Linked DNA regions of Homo sapiens: region 2 is linked to region 1. The links are chromatin contacts, found by Hi-C or POLR2A ChIA-PET in ENCODE. All regions are on one chromosome and are shown on one strand. The core of a region is the stretch at or near the end of the contact, and the rest is flanking DNA. Distances in the headings are between cores, read along the strand shown. Region 1 overlaps LIMCH1 (LIM and calponin homology domains 1). Region 2 has its middle 110 kb from the start of UCHL1.

The links. A loop is a pair of places that touch in the nucleus more often than their neighbours do. ChIA-PET counts read pairs that join two places held with the same protein, here RNA polymerase II (POLR2A). Pooled maps may share reads with other maps.
Region 2: a pooled map of gastrocnemius medialis shows a loop between it and region 1 (2.2-fold over the local background). The contact joins two enhancer-like sites. A Hi-C loop is called at or near these places in 2 of 168 maps with a recorded cell type or tissue (MCF 10A and gastrocnemius medialis) and 5 of 50 pooled maps. POLR2A ChIA-PET finds 5 or more read pairs at or near these places in 1 of 52 experiments (MCF 10A).

What each region holds. Positions count from the first base shown.
Region 1 is chr4:41,567,352-41,571,895 of GRCh38, forward strand. All of the region lies in intron 1 of LIMCH1 (LIM and calponin homology domains 1), which reads left to right. It overlaps LOC105374423 (a long non-coding RNA gene), which reads right to left. Exons shown (of 4, transcript XR_001741667.2): 1 at 1-4,544. Among named protein-coding and RNA genes, the nearest start is that of LIMCH1, 31 kb to the left of the region's middle. Within about 2 kb of position 2,745, at least 6 of the 41 ENCODE cell types and tissues checked have a DNase peak (open chromatin) inside an H3K27ac peak, as active enhancers do; they include gastrocnemius medialis, where a contact is called at or near this core.
Region 2 is chr4:41,367,533-41,372,076 of GRCh38, forward strand. It overlaps a transcript of LIMCH1 not described here. Among named protein-coding and RNA genes, the nearest start is that of UCHL1, 110 kb to the left of the region's middle. Within about 2 kb of position 2,264, at least 12 of the 41 ENCODE cell types and tissues checked have a DNase peak (open chromatin) inside an H3K27ac peak, as active enhancers do; they include gastrocnemius medialis, where a contact is called at or near this core.

The sequences.
Region 1 (4,544 bases), core at 1,495-3,994:
AGATATTCAGTAAGTGTTTTTGTTGGCTTTATAAGCACGTCAGCAAAACTTTTTTTAACTTTTGACTTGCTCTCAGCCAAATAAGTAAAGTATTTATGCAAAAATAATCATGACAAGGTCAATAGTAGCAGCAATAGTAGTAATATATGACTGAGGCAGAATTAAATTCCAGAGCCCATACTTTTAACTACCTACTTAGGGTTAGGTACTGAGTTAGGTGCTATACTTGAATTATCTCCTTTATTCCCTAGGAAAACCTGGTAGGTAAGTGTTACTGCATTTTATAGATGAGGAACCTGGGGCTTAGACAGATTATGTAGTTTGCCCAGTATTACCAATAAGTGCACAGAAAGGCATGATTAGAATCCAGGTCTTTTTGTGTTTATCTTTGGAAGTATTGCTACACTTGTTTGGTAGTAATAAATAGCTCTTTTTTTAGAAATCTTGTGCTTAAGTGGCATCAGAAAAGATGATAAGTTCATTTCACCTCCCAGGTAATGTCCTTAAAATTGGCAGCTATAGGCCGGGCGTGGTGGCTCATGCCTGTAATCCCAGCACTCTGGGATGCCAAGACAGGCGGACCACGAGGTCAGGAGTTCGAGACCAGCTTGGCCCACATAGTGAAACCCCGGCTCTACTAAAAATACAAAAATTAGCCAGGCATGGTGAAACCCACCTGTAATCCCAGCTATTTAGGAGCCTGAGGCAGGAGAATCTCTTGAACCCAGGAGACAGATGTTGTAGTGAGCCGAGATTGCACCACTGCACTTCAGCCTAGGCGACAGAGCGAGACTCCTTCTCAAAAAAGAAAAAAGCAGCTATGACGGTTACTTAAATGGGCAGTAAAATGGCATTTGAGGAATAAATGGTCAATAGGATCCAGTATTTACAACCATAATTGATAGTGAAATTACAGACTCATCACTAAGAAAGCTTTCCTATCACTTTACAATAAATTGTGTAATCTGAAAATAATTTTAAAACAAAAAGTTATCAAGGTCCAGCTTCAGGAGAGCCAACGTGACAGCTGACCTGATGCACCGGAGTTACAACACAAGAACTGTTGCATTCCCTTGCAATGGTGTGTCATGGGTTTGATCCACATGCACACAGAGTATATGTATTGAAAACAGTGGTGACATAATGTTCTACTTATTTTTGGATCTAGATTTCTTCAAAAACTAATGCGAGAAAAATACTCTAAAATGGATGATTTCTTCTGGCTATCCTTCAGAAAGACTGAATGAGAAAAATATGATGCTGCTAAAATAGGCCAAAATGTTGATGAAATGTCTGTGGATATTGGAGGATATACTCAAATGTAAATTGTCTCCTTTGTCATAAAATAAGGCGAGGCTATAGGTCGAGGTATTGGCAGTTACTATGAATAGTAAATAACCATTGAAAGATTGCTTGACTTTGAAATTGATTGCAGAGATAAACATTTAAAAGTTTTCTCTCAAATTTCTAGACATGTTATTTACCTCTCTATTCAGGTTATGTGGCCCATCTTTGTGCATTGGCAGTCTTATTACATTTTTTCTTCTCTTTTTTTCTCTTTGTGTTTTTAGTCTGTCATTCTCTTGATCTTCTACATATGGTGTAATGAAAATATGCACAGAATGTAATCAAGAAATGTCTCATATAATTAAAAAAAACAATTTAGTGCTTCTTAACATTGTACTAAATAGAAATTACCAACTGAGGGAAACTGATAAGAATTGACTGTGTAAATGCCTACACCCGAACCAGCATAGATATTGTTTAATAATTGGTTTTGTTTCTCATGATAAATAATGCTGCGTGACCTGTTACCCCACTTGAGAGATGCAGGAGTTAGAGATCAAAATGCTCGCTTTCTTAATGAGAAGAGCTCAATTGAAGACTTCGGTCTGTGGCAAGGGTGCCTGCTGCCCTTTTAGCCTGAACGAAGCCAGACTTACCCACTCAGCCACCAGGAAGAGCCCACCATGCAGTTCTCTCCTGTAGGGGCAGCTCCCGTAAAACCTGTAGTATGGAGTGGAAGAGAAAGTGCACATTTTGCCCGAAGTTGGAGGAAGAGGCTTGGCTAAACATGCTCAGTTCCTTCATCACTCAGATACCCCATGAGCAAGAGGGCAGAAAAATGCCCAGGGGTTATGCTAAGGGAGCTTCCTCTACTTGGAAACGCGAAGTAAAAGAATAGGAGGGTCGGCCCTCAACAGTCAATTAGGAGATGAGGCACAGCTGAAATCTAGGACCTGTTTTAAATCTGGCTGAACACATTAGCTATATAGTACCTGTGGTTTCCAAATACTATAGTAAATATATTGTATGTACTCGGATTACTGGAGATGCATTGTCAAAGTAGTCAAGTCAAGGACCATATTCAATATTGAAGTGGGTTTCAAAGATAATGAAACATAATAAGGACTCCAAAAATGCCACTAAAAGCAGATTCTCAATATTAGCTGTGCATCAAATTCACTTTAGTTCACTGAAAAATAACCTGTTGATTAAAATTCTGTTCCTCGTCATCATCAGGAAAGGATTTATGCTTTAAAGTTCCTATGCTATTTAATCTATTTTGCATTTCTCTGGCCATTGTGACTGAATTTCTCTTTCATGAGTAAATAGATAAGACTAAATGACAGCCATTTATAGCATCATTGCTGAGGACACAGCTGAGGGTCTGCCCAGCATGAACCACATGTTTGCAGAATGGTTGGTGGACAGCAGGTCCCAGCGTGGGATATTAGGTATGAGTGTCACCATGTGTCTCAGTAACACAGAACGGTATCCTTGGCAATGTACTCTGTGACCTCCACAAAACATTAGATATGCTGCATCAGCTTGACTGCTGAAAATAGTAAGCCTGCCTGGCACGCATAATTCTGTGGCCATTCTGTGCTTTAACCAGTAGTCTTACAGCGAAGCTCTGACCTGAGGCATTCTGCTTATAGCACTAACAAAACTTTGCTTTCCAAGGGGTTAAAGAAATACTTTCAAAACATGTGGCCTCACTTCCACTTAATTGCTGTAGGGACTCTCTGGTTTCAACAGGAGCCTTTGAATCTGAAGTTTAAGCCTTGCTTTTGTTCTATCAGCCCTCTTTTCCTTCAGTGATATGTTTTGCATTAGCGTTGCAGTGGAGTAGACACTAGCCTGTATTGATTTTGGTTTGCATGCTTATGCTAAGGCAGAGGTGTTAATTTTGAGGAAGAATGAATCCTGGTTTGGACCTGTGCACTTGAGGAAAGGAGGAAATTATAATTTCCACCATCTGTAACAGTGGCCCTGCTCCGAACATTTTGTGGCAAAGAAATGTTTAGTAGGTAGCTCTGGGCGGACAAGAGGGATTCAAGAATCAATAACATTTAGGCAAAGGTTAAAGACAGAAGGATGAATGGCACCGCCCAACAAAAATAGACTGATGAGAGTTATTGGCCATGGGGTGTGACTTGGAGAAACTGTCGTTTAAGGATTGGGGGAGAAAAAGGGACTCAGGAAGAGGACTGAGAAAAAGAAACAGAGAAACAGTGGAAAGTGGAGCATTCTAGCATCCATTTGAAGGAGAGTGCAGAAATAGGAGGTAATGAACTGTGTCAAATGCAGGTAGAGATTTAGCACATTGCAAGAACTGAAAAGTGTCCCTTGGATTAGCAAGTAAGGAATGATTGTTGACCGTAAGAGGATTTGTACCAGATGGTGAGAATTGAAGTCAGATTGTGAGGGGGATCAAACAGGAGGAGAGAAATAAAGACTGTGATTATGATCAACTCTTGTGGGCAGGAGAGCTGAGAAAGAAGAGGAGAGAATGTGTGGCTCAGGGAGCCACACAGTCCTTGGAGGACTGTTCGTTAGGGTAGAAATGTTTTTTGTCTTGTTTATAGGACAAGGAGAAGACTGGTGAGAAAAAGATGAAGACAGAGACAGAGAAGAGAGGGGAAAATAAGTGTGAAGTCTTGGAAGTTAGGAAGGGATGACTTTGACAAGGAAGGAGAGACTTCTTTTGTCCTCGGAGCAGGGGAAAGGAGACGGAACACAGGAGTGTATAAAAAAGGAATGGAGTATTGACAGTGCCGTTTCTGGAGGCCTTGACTTTCTCAGGGCAGCAGCAGGCAAGGATGTCTGAGAGTAAGTGGGAGGGGTGTCACAGAGAGAATATGAAGAGAGAAGCAGGAGGTTGGATTTGTTGTTGAGGGGAATGGGATAAAATTATGGCCTCAGTGAGGACTCAGCTGAATTTGGAAACAATGAATTTATAAGGGAGCCAACATGTTCCACTGGGTGATCAACAGGTTAAAAGTTTGGTGTGAGGTCCAAGAACTAGTGCATTTTGAGGGTGAGCAAGAGCCTGATGGATAATGTGTTCGGCCATGGAATATGATACTGGATTATCTACAGTATCACTGCAGGTAATGACAAGATTCAAAGTGGGTCTCCAGAGTGGTGTGGTGCCTGGCCTCAAAGGAAGGGGAAGTAGATGGCTTTTATAGGGTTTGATGTCAAGGATGTCGAAAACCATTGCCACCTCAGAAACCTTTATTCTTATTAGGTATTTA
Region 2 (4,544 bases), core at 1,014-3,513, 200 kb before region 1:
CTGCACTTGCTTTTAAAATCAAGGTCGGCTAGGTGCGGTGGCTCACGCCTGTAATCCCAGCACTATGGGAGGCCAAGGCTGGTGGATCATGAGGTTTGGAGATCCAGACCATTCTGGCTAACACAGTGAAACCCTGTCTCTACTAAAAATCCAAAAAAAAAAAAAAAAAAAAAAGGAAAGAAAAATCATCCGGGCGTGGTGGCAGGCACCTGTAGTCCCAGCTACTCGGAACGCTGAAACAGGAGAATGGTGTGAACCTGGGAGGCGGAACTTGCAGTGAGCCAAAATCGCGCCACTGCACTCCAGCCTGGGCGGCAGTGCGAGACTCCATCATAAAAAAAAAAAAAAAAAAAAGAAATCAAGGTCAAGAACAGAAGGACTTGTAGCTTTTTCATTTCCATGACTGAAAACTGTTAAAAAAAATTCCTCAGCCTTATTTTTTTGCCAAGTATGTTCACCAAATGGGTCTGCACCAAGTGAGGAACTGAAGTTATATTTATTGCAATGAGTACATAGCTATCTTTTTCTCCCCTCAGAAGTGTTTAAAAAATATTTTGAACAATTATTTTATTTTAATTGAATATCTTATTCCAATTGAAATGGAATGAAAGCGACAATAAGCTCAGTCAAATTGTTAAAATATGAAAATAATTATTTGGGAGACTTGGCTATCACTCATTTGTAAGTTTGCTTCAGTATAAACAGTGGCAAAAATAAGCATTAATATTTTAATGTGTGAAAGTGTGCTTTCAAAAATTATTTCCTGAAAAGTGTTTACTGAGCTCCAACAATGTGCAGCATAGTGTTAGGCATGGTGTTAGGTAATGAACAAAATAAACATACTTCCTGCCCTCATGAAATATACAATGTGGCAGGGGGACAGAGAGATTAAACAATACATATATAATTACGATTTGGAATACATACTATGAAGACAAAGAATGGGGCAGGGGGGATTAAGAGAAAAGCACTCTTTAAAAAGACAAGGATTCTTAGTGAAAATAAGATTTAAGCTAAGACCACGGAAGAATTCTAAGCAGGAGAATTTGATTGATGATGATTTATTGAGAAAAGGGCTTGCGTTGGATGCTACACATACTTTTATTATGATTGTGTTTTGAAACAAGGTAGGGTAGAAACACTCTTAAATTTCTCTAGGTCTATTGAAGGTAGATATGTGTTGGTGGTAGGGCAGGGGGTGAAGGTACCTGCCTCGGAAGTTCTTGAATATTCCTTGCAGGCCACTCAGAGTTTGCATGATGATCCACTGTCCATTTTACATCTGAGGCACAGATAAGAACTCTTCTAAGAAAAATGCGGAGAGGACTTTGGGATTTGTGTTTGAGCCTAGACTCTGGATTAAAATTCTTGGACAAAATAGAGGCTGTAGAGGCTGTACTCCACTCTTAGCAGGAAGGGGCTGCGGGAAACCTGCTTGCTTTTCAGTGAGGGAAGAGAGCCATTTTGTGTGAGACTTAGGGTGGTGACCCACAGATGTCTTCTCATTTGGGAACTTTTCCCAAATTCTTCCAAAAGAGGGGGCTTTATAAACTACTAAAGCCAGGTGCCCTTTGGGATCCTCATAAATTGTAAACCCTGGAGGTCCTTGACTGAGATTCCTTTCAACACTTGAACTACCATTCTTAGACCCCCTCCCCCATCTTCCCAGTCTAACATGGCTGCTGGAGAGTCGTGATCACATCACCTTTCCAGGAAGCTGGATGGAGGCAAGGAAAGTGAAGAGTGCATCCTTCCCATATAAGGTGGCTTCTGGGAAACCCTTTCTGACATACTGGCTACTATTTTATTGCCCAGAACTTCAGGAACATGGCCCTTTCTGTATATAGGAGAGACTCTGGAGAAGGATCTTTTACCCCAGGCAGGAGTAATGCTCAGATAATATTCTTGAGTTGTATTCCTCAGGAAAAAGGGGAGAATGGCTATTGGGGTAGCCACAACCTGGAATGCCCCTTCTCCACTTCTCCAGGGACAAATCCTTTCAAGATAGAGCTTAAACCCGACTGCCTCTGCAGCATGGTCCCTGATTCCTCTAAGCTCATTAATCCTTCCCTTCTTTGTACACACCTGAGCCTCAGTTTTTGCCTTTTTTTTAGAAAAGTTGCTGTATTTTACTATCACGAATTTTTTTTGTGTGTGTGTGTGGTGGGGGGATTTGCCTCCTTTGGTGAACCCCAGAGCCCTGTGGCCAAGGACTGCGTCTTAGTCATCACCCTGTTCCCTCCTTGTTTCAGCCAGGCTGTTCCTCACTAGGGCCTCACAGCCACATTTCCCCACTGCCTGAGCGCTTTCTCAGTGAGTCTGTGCCCAGCTACGGTTGCCTGATTGGCACTTGGACTTGGCTGTGGCAGAGAAAATAGACTCTGTTGCTGCCCTGACAGGAAGCAAAGTGTGTGTGTGTGTGTGTGTTTTGTAGTGATTAAAAAAAGCAGTTTACCCAATAGTTGCCTGGAGACAGTCAGTGATTGGACACTCGGAGGGTGATTTCTCTGTTGGCCCTTGGGTGAAGATATTCTTTAGGGTGCTAACCCTCCCCTCAAGTTAGACTGGGTCAGGGCTCGTTGGAGTTCCTGGCTGCAAGGCGGGAGAGCAGACATCTCTTTTCTTTAAATAAACATGCCCCCAGCATTCGGCCTTAGGGCTCTCACCTTCTCTTTCTTTCCCTAAGTCAAAGCAAACCTCTCTTTCACCTGTTATAGAAGTCTAGCTAATTCCCACTTCTTAGGATGAGGGAAAGATAGAGCACTTCCAATGATAGTGAATCTAAAAAGAAATGGAAGAATTTTTATTATAGTGGTCACCTGTATGAGTTCTTATTAGACAGGTATTTTTAAAGGAAAAAAACCCAAAATAACTGACTAGTAGCTGGTATCCATGGTATCAATAAATGGCCACGGCTGTGACTGTTAATTGTCATGACCCAATGGGAGCACTGAGAAATAGCATCCCCTCTTCTTTTCCTATGGAAAATTAAAAAAAAAGTTGCCTGTGGAGCTGAATGTTGTCATCAGCCAACAGATGAGGTTGCCACCTTTTTCCCTAAGGGACCATGCAAGATGTCATAAATAGGAGGGGCCAGTGACAAGTAGAAGCCTGATTCATTATGCTGTTAGAGTTGACAGAGTGTGATAATAGTGATAAAAATGGCTAGTTCAGTGCCAAATAAAAATAACAGCAAACACACTTCTGGAACACTTACCATGTACAAGCGGTAGTCTAGGAGCTTGCTTGAGTGGTAGTGTAGGTGCTTGCATGAGGTGGTATATTGTGTATAGAACAAACACCCAGCACAGTGCCTGATATATAAGATACTTCTCAAGCAAGCACTGTTTATGGCCGTTTTACAGATGGGAAAATGGAAGCACGGAAATGGTAAGTGATATGCTTGAAGCCACACAGATAATCAGTGGCAGAGCTGGGATTTGAACCCAGGCAAACTGGTTCCAGAGCTTGGACTGGTGACTGCTGTGTCCCGCTGCCTTATCCTTAACAGCTGCTCCGTATATATTTACTTATTGGAAAAAGTACCTTTGCAGAGTTAGTATTTGGGACCCTTTAGAAGTAAAAGCGAAACTTCTAAAAAGATCATGGTCCCAAGTAACTACCTAACCAAGCAGGTGACCTGCCTCTCTCCTTCTCTCTCTTCATTCCCTTAATGGTTCAATATGCTGTTTATTGAGCATCTTCTATATACATAGCACCGTTAGTTGCGAGGAAACAATTTCATCCATATGGCTCCCAAGCACATTCTCTGAAACTGGAACCCTTTCAATATGTTTTAAAAGATAATTGTCAGTAGGGTGGTTAGGACCATGATGAAAAATCATTACAGGAGCCCAATGAACCATCATCAGTGGGTGGAACCATTTTTACTCCCTTTCACTTCACGTCTATTTCCCCAGTCTTTTTCTCCTTGATTGGAACCTGACTCCCCCACTGGATTCAAATAGTCCTTGATGCTGAGATCCAGACTGGAATGATTATAAACAAGGGGAAGGAAAATGTGGATTTAGGGTGCCTCCCTGCCAGGCACCGTTAGTTCTTTGCGTATGGTATTCTGTTTAGTCTTTGTGTAACACAGGTATCTGCTGCCCCCGTCCCAGTTTGAAGTTCTCTACTGTGCCTGTTTCAATAAATTTCACCCATGTTAAGACTGGCAGGCCTGATCCCACGTAGCTCCTGAGTCCCCACATAGTGCCCACATGATAGTTCTTCTTTTGGCCTCATCTGGCACCTCCCAACAGCAGCTCCACTCTTAGACCTCTCATGTGGCACAGGCTCTGGCATTCTGAACAAATATAGTTGGCTATTTTATAATGTCGGTTTCTGTAATGAGGATTATTACATATGCGATTGGGAAATAAGAGAAGCATGCTTGGTAAGGTGCAAGTTGCGATGGTTCATGTGAGATTTTTATTAACACTTGCGTATTTTGTACCACCAAATAGCAGTAGTTGAAAACAAAATAGGATAGTAGAGGTGAACACAACCAGCCAGGGAGGTGAACACCCCTCTTTTTGCTCTAG